Regions from separate parts of the Homo sapiens genome. Here region 1 is linked to region 2. Evidence: chromatin loops called from intact Hi-C (ENCODE). Cell type or tissue: B cell. All regions are shown on one strand.

Region 1 (8,000 bases), 81 kb before region 2:
CCTCCACCTACTGGGCTTAAGTGATTCTCCCGCCTCAGCCTCCCAAGTAGCTGGGACTACAGGCAGGCGCCACCATGCCCGGTTAATTTTTGTATTTTTAGTAGAGATGGGGTTTCACCATGTTGGCCAGGCTGGTATCGAATTCCTGACCTCAAGTGACCCGCCTGCCTCAGTCTCCCAAAGTGCTGGGATTACAGGTGTGAGCCACCGTACCTGGCCAGGAGGAGAAATATTAACTTGAAAAAAGCAATGCCGGGTGCGGTGGCTCACGAGGTCAGGAGTTCGAGACCAACCTGACCAACATGGTGAAACCCCGTCTCTACCAAAAATACAAAAATTAGCCAGGCGTGGTGGCACACACCTGTAATCCCAGCTACTTGGGAGGCTGGGGCAGGAGAATCGCTTGAACCTGGGAGTGGGAGGTTGCAGTGAGCCGAGATCGTGCCATTGCACTCCAGCCTAGGTGACAGAGCGAGAGTTCATCTTTTAAAAAAAAAAAAAAAGCAATAAACCAGCCTGGCCAACATGACGAAACCCTATCTCTACTAAAAAATACAAAAATTAGCCAGATGTGATGGTTATGATCCCAAGGATGCCTGTGAAACCAGGTACTCAGGAGGCTGAAGCAGGAGAATCACTTGAATCCCAGAGGCGGAGGTTGCAGTGGGCCCAGATCGCACCACTGCACTCCAAACTGGGTAAGAGACCGAGACTCCGTCTAAAAAAAAAGTAAAAAGCAACACAACACATAATTAGCCAGGTGTGATGGCATCGTCTGTAATCCCAGCACTTTGGGAGGCTGAGGTGGGAGGATCTCTTGAGGTTAGGAGTTGGAAACTAGCCTGGCCAACATGGTGAAACCCCATCTCTACGAAAAATACAAAAATTAGCCAGGTATGGTGGTGGGTGCCTGTAATGCCAGCTACTCAGGAGGCTAAGCCCCAGAATCGCTAGAACCGGGAGACGGAGGTTGCAGTGAGCTGAGATTGCGCCACTGCACTCCAACCTGGATGACAGAGTGAGACTCTTTTTTGTTGTTGTTGTTGAGATGGAGTCTCACTCTGTCGCCGAGGCTGGAGTGCAGTGGCGCGATCTCAGCTCACTGCAACCTCTGCCTCCCGGGTTCTTGCCATTCTTCTGCTCAGCCTCCCGAGTAGCTGGGACTACAGGCACCCGCCACCACGCCCAGCTAATTTTTTTGTATTTTTAGTAGAGACGGGGTTTCACCATCTCAGCCAGGATTGTCTCCATCTGGGATTACAGGCCTGAGCCACCGCGGCCGGCCCAGAGTGAGACTCTTGTCTCAAAAAAGAAAAAGAAAAGTGTTAATTGTATTTCTGTATGTTTGGGCTCTGCAAAGTTAATCATCAGGTTACTGGAAATTTAATTGTCTTCTTTTAAATTTATTTTTATTTTATTTATTTATTATTATTATTTTTTGTGATGGAGTCTCGCTCTGTCACCCAAGCTGGAGTGCAGTGGCATGATCTCGGTTCACTGCAACCTCCACCTCCCGGGTTTAAGCGATTCTCCTGCCTCAGACTCCCAAGTAGCTGGGACTACAGGCACAGTCACCATGCCCGGCTAATTTTTGTATTTTTAGTAGAGACAGAGTTTCACCATGTTGGCCAGGCTGGTCTCTTGACCTCGTGATCCGCCAGCCTCAGCCTCCCAAAGTGCTGGGATTACAGGCGTGAGCCACCGCTCCTGGCCTATTGTTATTTTGGGGGGCCAAGTCTTGCTCTGTTGCCCAGGCTGGAGTGGAGTGGCACAATCTCTGCTCACTGCAGCTTCCGCCCCCTGGGTTCAAATGGTCCTTGTGCCTCAGCCTCCCCAGTAGCTGGGATTACAAATGCATGCCACCACCCCAGCTAATTTTTGTATTTTTTGGTAGAGACAGGGTTTCAAGACTGGGTGTGTCTCACATCTGTACTTCCAGCACTTTGGGGGGCCGAGGCAAGTGGATCACTTGAGGTCAGGAGTTTGAGACCAGTCTGGCCAAATGACAAAACCCCATCTCTGCTAAAAATAAAAAATTTAGCCGGGCATGGTGGCAGGCGCCTGTAATCCCAGCTACTCAGGAGGCTGACGTTTGAGAATCGCTTGAATCCAGGAGGTAGAGGCTGCAGTGAGCTGAGATTGCTCCACTGCACTCTAGCCTGGGTGACAGAGCAAGACTCTGTCTCAAAAAAAAAAAGAAAAGAAAAGAAAGAAAGAAAGAAAGAAAAGGGACAGGGTTTCGCCACGTTGGCCACACTGGTCTCGAACTTCTGACCTCAAGTGATCCACCCGCCTCTGTCTCCCAAACTGCTGGGATTATAGGCGTGATACCATGATGCCTGGCCTTAATTGTCTTCTGAAGGAATAAGAAACTTAGTGCCTCCCGTGTGTCTGTGCTGTCTCTGAAACAGAAACTGATAGTGGTCTTTCTAGATCTTTTCAGACCTCCGTTCCTCTTCTGCACTCCCTCTCTTGGCTTCCCTGCACTGTGGCTTCCAAGGCCCACACCTAGGACTTTTGTTGGAGACGTCTCCTTGGCTACTAAAGCTTTGTCTGCCCAGGAAAAGACCAGGAAATATCTGGGAGTTCACTCCCTGTTCCCCTTAGCCAACAGCTGACAGGTGGGAGTGAGAGTGTGCAGGCCAGCTTCCCTTGTGTGGTTTTCACTGTCAAGTTTCCCTGAGGGTTCAAGCTGAAACCACGCTCCCCTTTCCCAATTTCTATTGGGAGTATTTCTAAAATTGATTGCTTGTACACAAAGCCTTATTATAGGTATGTTTCAGGGAAACCTAATCTAAGACAGTCAGCGTTACAGAGTTTTATCCCTCCTGTCAATATTAAAATTTGATATGGCTTTTAATTTTTTTAACTTTTAATTAAATTTTTATTTGACCAAGAGAAAACTGTCTAGAATTGTCTGACATTTAAAATCCACTTAAACAAAGCAGATTACCACCTTCAAGCATCACAATTATTCAGCATAAAGAACCTTTGTTGAAACATCTTTCTCATTTATTTAGGAGGAAAAATAAATCTAGAACAGAACCAAACAAAACTTTTTTATTTTTATTAAAAAATTCCAATTCTTAAAATACCATGAACCATCTACTGAAACTGTACTTCAACAAGGGGCAGGATTTATCTCAAGGCCATGTTCACCTGCAACCTGCTGATAAATCTCTTTTAGAAAACTTAAGTGGCTCTACTGCGATTATTGACTTGTGTCTGCTCCACTTGACTGTATGCAGATCGAAAGCAGGGTTGGTGCCTTCATAATCTCTAAATAATCTGAACATGGAAACGACTGCTTTGTGCTTTTAAAGAGCTCATATACTTCTAGTCCTGTTCCCTGGGGCATCCTCTGAAACCTGATACACCAGTCTGCCTACCAGGACACTGTGTTACTGGCCCGCTGGGTGGCCAGAGACGAGCTTTACTCTACTAGAAGACGCAGTTAGTCCCTCTGGGGTCCTATCTTCGTAGTAAATCCCTGATATGGCTTTTAATAATATTGTTTATAACTTTTCAGATGTGCAGAAGACTTATTCCCATTCTTAGGAAGACAGTAGGAAAGTTACACTGTAACTTTCACCCGTTCACCCTCTCTTCACCCAGCTGAATATCAGTATTCAGCATAAATGCCATTTGTGAAAAGTCACTGAGGCTGGGCATGGTAGCTCACACCTATGATCCCAACAATTTGAGAGGCTAAGGCGTCTCAGGAGTTGAGCCCAGGAGTTCAAGACTAGCCTAGGCAACATAGGGAAACTAAAAAAAAAAAAAAAAAATTAGCCAGGCATGGTGATACTTACTTGTAGTCCTAGCTACTCTGGAAGCTGAAGTGGGAGGATCACTTGAGCCCAGGAGGTCAAGGCTGAAGTGAGCTATGATCACACCACTGCACTCTAGCCTGGGTGACAGAGCGAGACCCTGTCTCAGGAAAAAGAAAAAGAAAAAAAGAAGTTACTGAGTCAGTTTCCCAGGAAACTTGGGAGCTCCTAGGGACCAAGAGTTTGGAAGAATTGCAGTAAGGAGGTAGGAGGAAGGAACTGGCCGGTCATAAGCTGTGTGAAAACAGATCGAATGGGTTGGTGTGGATTGGTGCTGGTGAACGCAAAGAGGAGAATTTACAGCAAAGACGAATAGTGGTGACATGAAGAGAGGCCTGAAATGACTTTGAAATCATTTGAAAGTGCACTGTATAATAAAACTTAAAATGAGTTGGCATAGTTTTCTGGGGTTGCGCAGAATTGGTTAAGGCAGGCACGACAGCCACCACAAGGTGGTGCTCTGATTATATTCACAGCCACCAACTCGAATTTCCTCAGAGCTTTACAGTTCCCCACTCTGCTCTCAGTCTTTCTGGGCTCTAACTAGGGGTCTGTCACACTCCAGCCATACTCAGCCAGCCTATTATTAGTGCCAAGCCTTCCTCCTGGCGCGATGACAGTGTAAATTTCAGCAATGGCAGAAGGGGGACAAATACAGCTGTTGTGCATTTTAGAATAATTGCTATAGGCCATTTGGAGACAGATTTATAATAACAGCACTTATACAGACTTATACAATATTTCACTTTCCTATTTTATCCCCGGTCAACACTCTGCATCATGAACTTTTGAATTCTTTCAACTCATGTGAGTCTAGAATTATCTTCCCCCAATTTTACAAAGTGAGGCTTGCACCCTCCCCCCGACCCCGTTCCCAGAAGGCACCATGCACTCTCATCTCAACCTCCAGCCCTTTCATGTGCAATTCCTTTTGCTGGGAGCTCCGTTCACCCTCTCCCCACTCAGATGAATATCAGTACTCAGCACAAATGCTATTTGTGAAAAGCCTCCACCTACTCCCACTCCAAGTCTGGGCTCCTTTCTTTGCCTGGGTCCTCTCCAGTTCATCCATCTATAGGCGTTTCTCTCAAAGATTTCTTATCTGTCACCTCCAATCCACCTCTCCCCAGCTTTCTTATCCATAGATTGTCAATGTCTATCACAATTTCCTACTTACTAAGTGGATGAATGAATGAATAAATAAATAAATTTCTAAAGGATCAAAGATCTTTCCTCATCTTGAGTCATAGCAGAGATGGAAATATCCAGAGATTTACACCTGAACCAGAACATCTCACTGGCTGCAGTAATTGACTGCCTTTCCCCAGAAAATGTCTAAATGGGTCTAAATGGAAATGTTGGGGGCCCTACAGTGAGCCATAGATCAGGGGAGATCCCCCAGTGCTGGCACAGCAAGACTTCAAGGCCCATAATCTGTGCAGAAGATCTAAACAACATAGTGTACAGGGTAAGACTGTCTGTCGTATATTGTAGTCTCACTAAGCGGTTTCTTGGAATTGATGTCATTGGGAGCGTAAACAGAAGCAGCAAGCTTCTGTGTTCCTCCAAGTTCCTTCCACCTTCTATTTTCCTCTAGCTTTTGGGGTACATCTTACCCCCAAGGACTGTAAAATCTCTGAACTTGGAGTACACTCTGAGTGAGTCAAAGGGACTCATGATCTGCCTGCACCGGTGTCTCATGTTTGTCTTTTGCACTAATTGCTCCCTGGTTCTGGAGCAAACCAAATAAAGGCAATCTTGCTTCAGAACCAAGTTGTCATTCTCACCCATCCTTTGTGAAATGGGTGGTGAGTGTATCTCATCTTGGATGTGGTTATGAAAAGGCTGGATTCCTCTTGGCATCATCTTTCTGGCATAAGCCAGAATTCTTTTCTGTTCATTTGTTAATTCTTTCTTCCCTGTTTTCCTCCCATCTTTCTGGAACACTCAATGAACACTTACTAGGTGCCAAGCTCTACGATGGAGATATAAAGCTGAATAACACAACATTGCTCCACCTTCAAGGTATTCACCAAATTCTAGACTGACAGAAAAGTAAACAAATACTTATAACACACCTGAATGAGTACTGTAATGTAGGAATATATGAGGCCTTGTAAGATCAAGGGAGTGGTCACAGCATGTAGTTAGATGTTTTGAAAACAGCTGGTGGGAGGGGTCCTGGTGGGAGTGTTTGCTGATTTCCATGTGACAAATTTTGTCATTATGACTTTCTTCCTTTCTTTCTTTCTTTCTTTCTTTCTTTCTTTCTTTCTTTCTTTCTTTCTTTCTTTCTTTCTTTCTTTCTTCCTTTCTTCCTTCCTTCCTTCCTTCCTTCCTTCCTCTTTCTTTCTTTCTCTTTTTCTCTCTCTCTTTCTTTTTCTCTTTCTTTCTTTCTTTCCTTCTTTCTTTCTTCTTTTGAGGCAGAGCCTCACTCTGTTGCTAAGGCTAGAGTACAGTGGCACAATCACAGCTCACTGCAGCCTTGACCTCCCCAAGCTCAGGTGATCCTCCCACCTCAGCCTCCCAGCTAGCTGGGGCTACAGGCACGCACCACGATACCCAGCAATTTTTTTGTAGTTTTCGTAGACACAGGGTTTCACTACGTTAGCCAGGCTGGTCTTGAACTCCTGGGCTCAAGTGATCTGCCTGAGTTAGCCTTCCAAAGTGCTTCCAAGGTGTGAACCACTGCTCCTGGCTGACTGATTTCAATTTACCAACTGATATCACTGGAAACAAATGAAAAAACAATGGTCTTTTTGATCAGTGAGAGCTGGCTCCAGCACGTGACCATGATTTCAGCCTTGTGAGACCCTGAGCAGATCTGTTCATTCTGTTCCTGGACTTTTGACCTACAGGACTGTGAGCTAGATGAGTGCTGTTTTAAGCCCATAAATTTGTGGTAATTTTTAATGCAGCCGTAGAAAACTAACTCAATGCTGTTTAAACCCTCTTTAAGGATGTGAAAACTAAGGCTTAGAAGCAGTAAGGAGTTTGACCAAGGCCATGAGCATCTAGCAAGCGATGAAGCTAGGATGCACAATGAGGTAAGTCTGACTTGAAGGCCTGGGACCTTATATCTTATGCTCTATGACCTCCCATAGAAAACCATGACACAAAAACCACGAAAGGCCAGAACCATGAGGGACTCCATTCCCTTGTTTATTTGTTTACTTTTTAAGGACCGTAAAATGTGCATTATTATTAAAAATGAAATTCTAAGCTAGAGGAAAATCGAATGCTGAGTGTGTCTTTGGACTTGAGGTGCCTCCTCTGTGGTTAGCTTGATATTGATTTCAGAGGAAAACACTGTGGAGTAACAGAAATTTCATATGGGACTCTACTCATTAAATGTTTGAGTTTGGCTGGAATGTCCATTTCTGCTTTTTTCCTCCAGCCTGACCAGATGTGCTCAGAAAATTTGGTTCCCCGAATATGTACATCTGTCAAAATTCCTGTCAATTTTAGCATGACTGCCAAGGGAGTGAACAAAGAGAGTTAGCGATTAACTTCAAAGAACTTTGTTGGAGAGGAATAAAGATATTTAAGGCCTATTTTTTGAACTAATTGCATTTGCATATTTATGGGATTTACTGGTATAGCAGTAATTAAAAACTATTTAGTAGTCTTAAAGGACGCATAACTCAGTTGCTGTTTGCATAATAAACACTTCCTTATTATGTTTGCATAATAAACCCTCTCCCCTTGCTTCTTCCAAAAGACATCGGTCGATCTAATAGGTGCCATATCTTACTTGAAAATAATGGAGAAACAGAGTGCAAAGGCTCATGGGGATGTGAAGTGGGGACTTCTAAAAGAAATATATTTTCAGGTACTTTCTTAATGATGGGCTTGGCCTGAACTTCTGTAAGAGAATCGCAGATTCAAATCCCAGATTAAGTCTTTGTTTCTTTTACCCAAGTAATGCCACTTAAGAAGTCCAAACACGTTTGGGTGAGGTGGCTTACACCTGTAATCTTAAAACTTTGGGAGGCCGAGGCAGGTGGATCACCTGAGGTCAGGAGTTCGAGACTAGCCTGGTGAAACCCTGTATCTACTAACAATACAAAAATTAGCCGGGTGTGGTGGCATGCACCTGTAGTCCCAGCTACTCGGGAGGCTGAGGCAGGAGAATCACTTGAACTTGGGAGGCAGAGGTTGCAGTGAGCC
Region 2 (8,000 bases):
TTTTCAGATTTCTAAGTGCTAATGGCCACTTAGACGTCAGTGGGAGCTTAAATACTTTGTTGGCCAGGCACAGTGGCTCATGCCTGTAATCCCAGCACTCTGGGAGGCCGAGGCGGGCAGATTGCTTGAGCCCAGGAATTTGAGACCAGCCTGGGCAACATGGCAAAACCCTGTCTCTACTAAAAATACAAAAATTAGCCAGGCATGATAGCATGCCCCTGTAGTCTCAGCTACTTGGGAGGCTGAGGTGGAGGGATCACCTAAGCCAGGGAGATTGAGGTTGCAGTGAGCTGTGATCATGCTACTGCACTCTAGCCTGGGTGATGGAGTGAGATCCTGTTTCAAAAAAAAAAAAAAAAGAAAAAAGAATCTTTGTTGGGCTTGAAGATGCATTTAGGAATCTATAGTGTTCTGCTTGGGCCCCATTCAAGACCTCAGCCTGGTGGCCTAGGAGGCAGCCTGGTTCTTCTTGCCTTGCTTTATCCTGCTGTCAAACCTCAGGTCTGAGGACATTCATTCTGGAATTCTGGGGAGGTCTGGCTCTATAAATTCTCTAAAAGTTTGGGGCCCTCTTTCTATTCACTGCCCTCATATCCATTCCCCTGAGGGAAATGCTTGGAGCTAATTGTCCATGTTTTTCTGGATTGTGCAGTGATGAAGCACATGACTTAAGAGAAGAGTAGCCCAGGCTCCCTGAACTTGACTGCACGTTGCAGAACCACACCCCGCTAACGGCCACAGGAAAGGACCCCAATGGTGAATGGTATAATGCTTTATGCAGATTTCATAATGCACAGGAATAAGAACTGAAAGGATGCAGCCCTGACCAAGGTAGTTTCTTTCTTTTTTTCTTTCTTTTTAACTTACCTACAATTCAGAAAATTCCTCCTTACTGCAGGGTTCCTAGCCTATTCCACACTTAGAGTCAAGTGGAAAATAAATTAAAAAGGAAGAAAATGTTTTGTTGTTGATACTTAACTTGATTGGTACGGGGACATCTACCCAAATGGTGAGCTAGGGTAGGACTCCTTCAAATAAAAATGCACAGTAATTCTTCTTGCAGGCAACTTTAGGGGTACACAGCTGAGGCCTGAGGGATAGATACTTGTCTATTTAACTTGCAATGAAGAAAGAAACACTTCTTTCAAGAAAGACGCTTCCATTTAAGAGGAAGGTATTGAAAATGCTTCCGAGGCCAGGTGTGATTGCTCATGCCTCTAGTCCCTTTGGGGGACTACCAAAAATACAAAAATTAGCCAGGCATGGCTCGCATTTGTAGTCCCAGCTCTTCAAGAGGCTGAGATGGGAGGATCAGCTGAGATGGGGGAGGTTGGGGCTGCAGTGAGCAGTGATTGCGCCACTGCACTCTAGCCTGGGTGACAGAGCGAGACTCTGTCTCAAAAAAAAAAAAAAAAAGAAAGAAAGAAAAGAAAAGAAATGCTTACGAAATGATATCAAGCAAAAAAAGAGGGCACAAAATTATATGTATGTGATATTTACTTCATTGTATACACATTACTGAAGAAAATTATGGAAGAATATATACCAAAACGTTAAGAGTGGCTGTCTCTGAGTCATAAGTTTACAGATGATTTTAATTTTTCTTCATATTTTTCTACAAAGTGCATGTATTATTATTATTTTTACTATATGTATTTATTATGTATGGCAAGAATGCATGAAATAAATATGTATAGTAAAAGTTTATTTTTATTATATATTTTATTATTTTTAATATATATTTTACTATTTAAGTATAACTAATTAGATGAGGACAAAAGGGCAGACCTGTGGTGACTCCAGTTACCCTTCCCGTAACTACAGAGGTGCCCAGTCACCTGCTTGGTTATGTCACCCTGGGGAGTAAAAGAATGGTCTTCCTGCTCCTGCCTGACTCACCCTATCCTGCCCCAGCCCAGTGCCACAGAAACATACTTGCCAAGGGACATCAATGAAAGCAGCAGCGTGGTGCACCTCCCAGGGGTCAGGCTGCACCCTTGTCTCATGGGCTTCTGCAGCCCCTGTCCCCACCTAAGTTACTCCTTGGGGAAACATGGCCAAGCCCCCTGGCTGAATGGGTGGACTGAGCTCCCACAGCATGACATCAGCTAGGGCGGGCTCCCCTCTCAGCTGTCCCCTCCCCTTTCCTCCCGCCTGAAACATGATCCAGCTGAAGGACTGATTGCAGGAAAACTTGGCAGCTCCCCAACCTTGGTGGCCCAGGGAGTGTGAGGCTGCAGCCTCAGAAGGTGTGAGCAGTGGCCACGAGAGGCAGGCTGGCTGGGACATGAGGTTGGCAGAGGGCAGGCAAGCTGGCCCTTGGTGGGCCTCGTCCTGAGCACTCGGAGGCACTCCTATGCTTGGAAAGCTCGCTATGCTGCTGTGGGTCCAGCAGGCGCTGCTCGCCTTGCTCCTCCCCACACTCCTGGCACAGGGAGAAGGTAAGCAGACTTCGGGAAGCAGCAGGACTTGGCTGACCATCTGCTGAGGTGGGGCAGGGGATGCTTCAGTCCTCCGAGGGCTGTGGAGAGGAGGGTGGGGAACAGTGCAGCTGCAGGAAGGTCAGCTATCTTACCACCTATGAGCATGACAGCATTTGAGGCATCATGGTTAAGCTAGAGAGAGTTAGGAATGTTGAGTCCTGGGGTGGGGCAAGAGCGGAGCTTGCAAAGAAGGGAGCAGAGAAGTAGCCTGGCGTATCAGAAATAAAAAGACAGGCACCAGGAGGGGGCTCCTCTCCTTTTTGTCCTTTCCCTAAACTATTTGAATGAAAGCTGCAAGGGACCTTAGAACTCATTGGGTCCACCCTTGCCTGTTATAAATGGGAATGCTGTGGCCCAGAGAGTGGGGAGCGGATAATTCATTCAAGGTCACACAGCTTGTTAGCAGCAGAGTGGGGACCAGAACTAGTCTAGTCCTCTTTCCTCAGCTTCACTGGTTTTGTTGCATGAGTTCGTTCTCTGGGCCTGCGGTTCCCCAAGTTCCTTTCCAGGACTAAACTCCAGTAACGCCCAATTTCTCTCCACATTCGCTACACCCATCTTCTCCTGACTCCCTTGAATGTAGGGTGTTTTAGCCACAAAGGGACCGGCTTCCTTTTGCTGCAGACCATGTTCATTCCCCTCTAGGAGGTTTCTCTCCCTACAGAGCTGGGGTGGAGCATACTGGGGCACAATTAGAGGAAGCCATCCAGGGGTTGGACAGACGTGAAGAGCTCTGGGTAAGATGTCCTTCCTCCCGGGAGCGGTCGTTTGGGAGTGCTCCGTGGGTTAAGCAAACGCAAGCTGTAAGTGATGACTGTGGTCGAGGGCTTCCTTGACTGAGAAGAAACTCTGTCCCTCCTAGCAATGGTCCTTTGCCCCGGGCCTGCTGGGATGAGTTCAGTGCTCTCCAAGCTGGTCAGGATCCCAGTCAATAGGACCCAGGCTCTTGCTGGTGTAGTAAAGACGCACACGGGTCTGCGTTTGAATCTCAGTTCCTCCACTTGCAGAGCAAGGTGCTCACCTTTCTGGTGCTTGGGGATCCTTGTGTGCAAATAGCCACTCTGGTGGACTGTTCTAAAGTTAAATGAAGAATATGTTTATTGATGTTATTCCAAAGGAGACACTTAAAAAATAGTTTGTGTGTGTGTGTGTGTGTGTGTGTGTGTGTGTGTGTGTGTGTTCTCTCTGCTCTTCTCTGTCCTTCTGAGGGAAGCCAGTAGCTTATCAGGGAAAAGGGGGTGAAAGGAGGGGGAATCTGCAGGAGTGATTTGTTGTACAGGTTGCACACTAGATGAGAGAAGACACAGTCTTGTTTAGCAAAAGCCAGGCCTTGCCAGCACCTGGTTAGTGAAAGACCCTGGCTACCTGCCAGCTCCATCTCCCCTTTGCTGCCCGTATGCTGGCCCTCTAGGTTGTACTCCCTTCACCGTCCCATGAATTTTCACTTTTGCATGTCAGGCCACCCTTCTGGAAGTGCTCCTGCTGCTTCCAGTGTGAAAACTGAGCTGTGCATGAAATCTTCATAGAACAGCACCAGGGTCCAGGAGCTGGGCTGTCTCATTACTGGTTTGTCCCCATAGGCCACCTACCCCGGAAGTCGTTTGATTTCTTCTCACTCCCTCCACACCTCGCCCCAACCACCTATCTAAGCCCATCATGTTTGCCCATACAGCAACCCTAGGAGGTGGACTGGGCCAGCCCTCCACCCATAGCTTGTGTGTGCCTGGGGCAGGGTGCGAGGATCCTCTTGGGGTGGCTTTTGCAGGATGTAGAGGAAATGTCAGTTTTCACCAGATGCCCACACTTCCTTCTTTCTTTACCTGTTTCATACTCAAAAAGGAGATGTTGTGTGCAGATGCTGAGGTTTGACCTTGGCTGAGGAAAACCCTGATGCAGACCCTTGGGCTTAGAAATTGTGCACTTGGGGTCATGCTTTCTTGCAACCCTCTTGCTTTTAGTATCATACCCTGAGAGCCAGCTTCCTTGTTGCTCCCCAGAGGCCCTCGCTTAGGCCCCGTGGGCCACCTGCTCCGACCTTCTTAGCCCTCAACCTGATTTGAATCTCAGCTGTCTTGTGCCACTTGCTCTTCCAAGCCAGATCTCTGCTTTCCTGTCAATGAATGCATAGGTCCTTTCTACAAGGTAATACATTTGAATTATGGTAGAAATCTCTGCAGACAAAATGCTCTAGTGGTGAGAATGTCAGTCTGTGTTTAGAATTTTGTGAGGTGGGGATGGTGGGGATACGTCTCTTTTAACAGCTTACAAACCAGGACAAGAGAACCGGGGGAAGTCTTGGGGGGCTGGTGTCTACTTTGAACTGTTCTCCTTCCCAGCCAGGAGGAGCCGAAACACCACCAGGCCCGCTCTGCTGAGGCTGTCGGATTACCTTTTGACCAACTACAGGAAGGGTGTGCGCCCCGTGAGGGACTGGAGGAAGCCAACCACCGTATCCATTGACGTCATTGTCTATGCCATCCTCAACGTGGTGAGGCTCAGCCCCGAGCTGCACACAGGCAGACCTTTTGGGGGTGGGAGAAGGCCATGTGAGACAAGTCACCCCCTATGCAGCTTGTTAGGCATTTGAGAACCCATAGGACCTACGGTCTGGCACCACAGCTCAGGATGGATTGTAGCATCATCTGCACAGCTGCCCAAACCAGAAACCTGGGGTCACCTTGTGGCTGCTGCTCCCACACCCATACAGTGAGGGGGTCACTTCCCACATGTGGTTCTTCATACACTGCATAATGATAACCATCTCTCTATGTCAGCTGTATGAGGATTAAGACGGTCCCATGCATCTCTATGCTCCCAGTGCCTTACACACATCCCTGGTACCTGGCAGGTGTCACTAAATGATTGTTGAAGAATCAGCCAACAGATCAATTATTCCTCAATTCCTTCATCAACTACCACAGTAGGGTGGGGTGCACTACTCAGAAGAGGTGGTCAGACATTGTGCAGAGATAAACAAGGAGGCAATTGCAGAGATGCAGTGGCTCTGTGTTGGGGTCAGGTAAGCAGGACCCAACTTCACAGTGGCTACTAATTTTAGTCTAGTAAAATTACTCTACCAAAATTAGTCAGCCCTCCTGACTAATTTTTGTATTTTTAGTAGAGACAGGGTTTTTCCATATTGGCCAGGCAGGTCTCGAACACCTGGCCTCAAGCCATCCACCTGCCTAAGCTTCCCAAATTGCTGGGGTTACAGACGTAAGACACTGCTCCCGGCATTATATGTATATTAGAAGTTGAAACATAAATCACTGTTGGCAGAGCACAGTGGCTCACACCTGTAATCCCAGCACTTTGGGAAGCCGAGGTGGGCAGACCACTTGAGGCCAGGAGTTCAAGACCAGCCTGGACAACATAGCGACTGCATTTCTACTAAAAATGCAAAAATTAGTCGGGCATGGTGGCACACACCTGTAGTCCCAGCAACTCAGGAGGCTGAGGTATGAGAATCGCTGGAACCTGGGAGGTGGAGGTTGCAATGAGCTGAGATTGTGCCACTGCACTGCAGCCTGGGCAACAGAGCAAGCAAGACTGTCTCAAAATAAATTAAAAAATGAATCATTTTTACTTCTTTCTGCGTATGCTCTAGTGAACAACTAACTTTTCCTGTCTGGCCAGGGAGCTCCAGTCTATCTACTTTCCCGACCCCGGCCCCTGCTCTTCACTTTCACTTCCCAAAGCAATAGGGACACAAGGAAGCCCCTCCTTTAGGGGCTGGCATGTGCAGGGTGGCCCTCCAGTCCACAGGGTTACTTGTTCAAGCTCCCTTTCCTTTCCCAGGATGAGAAGAATCAGGTGCTGACCACCTACATCTGGTACCGGCAGGTGAGCAGACCCGCCCCTCCCTGCCCCCGTTACCCATCCTCCTGGGAAGGAGTCGGGAATTCGGGAGTTTCAGTGGCCTTGGCGAGGGAAGGTGAGCGGAGAGGCTGAGGGGCACCCTCAGCCTGAGATCCAGGAGTGTGGAATCTCCTCATCTCAGGTCTGAGAGTGGAAGTAGGCTTAAAGATAGTGGAGGAGAAACCCTCCAAACCCCCTCTGGCTTCTGAAGTTCTTCAAAGCACCCCAAACTATGGCTTGTCCCAGCCTCTGTTGAAAGGAACTCATGAGCCAGCCCCTTCACTCTCAGCCAGCTCTGTTTGCTAGACCATTCTTCCTTCTATTCAGCCAAATTGGACAGCAACCAAATTGGGTGATTGAAACAGGATGGTTCGTTCCATCCACTTAGTCCTCACATCCTCAGCCATTTCCCCACTCTTTTAGCTTCTGATGGGCCTGGGTCAGCCCCTGGTGTGTGGATACATCTGAGGCTTGGCAGGAATTATGGCTTTGAGCTGGGGTGGGGTAGGAAAAGAGTGGAGGTCACTATCCAAGGGTCCTGCTCTGGAAGCCCCTGGGGTTGTTGGGAAGTCAGAGCAGAGGAGAAACTAAAGTGGCTGAACACACGGAGGCAGAAGCATGAGGACAGCTCACAGAGGTCATGCCCAAGAGGCTCTGGGGACATGCTTGGCATAAGTGGGTCTCTGTTATCCCTCCCCATGGCTCATGGCACATCCATCACCACCACCAGACATGGGACAGGGCGTGGGGTAGAGGAAGAAGCTAGAATGCTGATCCCTGAGATGCTGCTCTGTCCCTGCCTCGCAGAGGGATCCCTTACTACAGTGTCCAAAGGGAAGGGACCCAAACAAGTACAGGCAGCCTGGAGCTCCTTTCCCAGGACATCCGTCTGAGCTCTCACCTCTGGAGCTCTAGGGCCACTTGTCTGTCCCAGTTACTTGCATCAGCAGTGAGGGAATGACAGTCTACATGCACCAGCAACTGTGCTAAGAGACTGGAATTAGAGACACGAACTAGATCGAGGCCCTGCCCACCATGAGCTCACAGACCAGATACAGGTACTGACAACTGAAATGCAACAAGACAGCCACTCCAACGTGGCAAGGACAAGGTGCTAACTATGGGAGCACAGAGGAGACGCATGTCACCCAGCCTGGGGTGTGGGGGTCATGGACAATGTCCTGGAGAAGGGAACAGACAGATGCCTTGGCCAAGCCCAGAAGGCTGAGGAAAATGTACCTTGGTAAAGAAGATAGGGGAGAGGGAGCAGGATACGCAGAGACATGGAGGTTCCAGCAGTGTTTCATTGCATACGGCTGCAGTGTAGAAGTCACAAAGAGGCATGGCCAAAATATGAGGCTAGAGGGATAGCGGAGGTCAGATTATATCAGCCTGTGTCGGCTGTGAAGTTTAACTTTATCCTAAAGGCAATGGGGCACCCCTGAAGGATTTTAAGCAAGGGAGTGACATGATCGAATTTACATTTTAGACTGGCCATCCTGGCCTGAAAATGGAGAATATATTAATGAAAACTTAACAAGAGCGGTCTCCACCCTGTGAAGGAGATGTTATGATCTCCATATAAATATGTTGAGACCAAGATCCAAGAAGTTATTTGTCTGAGATTCTCAGCTGGCGGAGGGGGAACTCACAGCATTC

The links. A loop is a pair of places that touch in the nucleus more often than their neighbours do. Peaks named below come from ENCODE experiments on the same cell type or tissue, not always from the same donor. Only the 100,000 strongest peaks of a DNase experiment are listed, where the experiment ranks them.
Region 1: it touches region 2 in a loop (4-fold over the local background); 12 of 110 quality-filtered maps call a loop at or near these places.

Annotation. Positions count from the first base shown.
Region 1 is chr11:113,892,207-113,900,206 of GRCh38, forward strand. It overlaps a transcript of HTR3B not described here. Among named protein-coding and RNA genes, the nearest start is that of HTR3B, 8.6 kb to the right of the region's middle. RefSeq lists a silencer at 3,568-3,768. In B cell, a CTCF peak has its summit at 4,268 (motif pointing right); a DNase peak (open chromatin) is centred at 4,285.
Region 2 is chr11:113,972,952-113,980,951 of GRCh38, forward strand. It overlaps HTR3A (5-hydroxytryptamine receptor 3A), which reads left to right and starts at 2,157. Exons shown (of 9, transcript NM_000869.6): 1 at 2,157-2,441; 2 at 4,820-4,971; 3 at 6,282-6,326. The coding sequence starts at 2,375. RefSeq lists enhancers at 1,720-2,381, 2,382-3,041. In B cell, no CTCF peak of the experiment used is centred here; DNase peaks (open chromatin) are centred at 1,260, 4,440, 4,920, 6,270 and 2 weaker places; H3K4me3 peaks cover 970 bases; H3K27ac peaks cover 2,465 bases.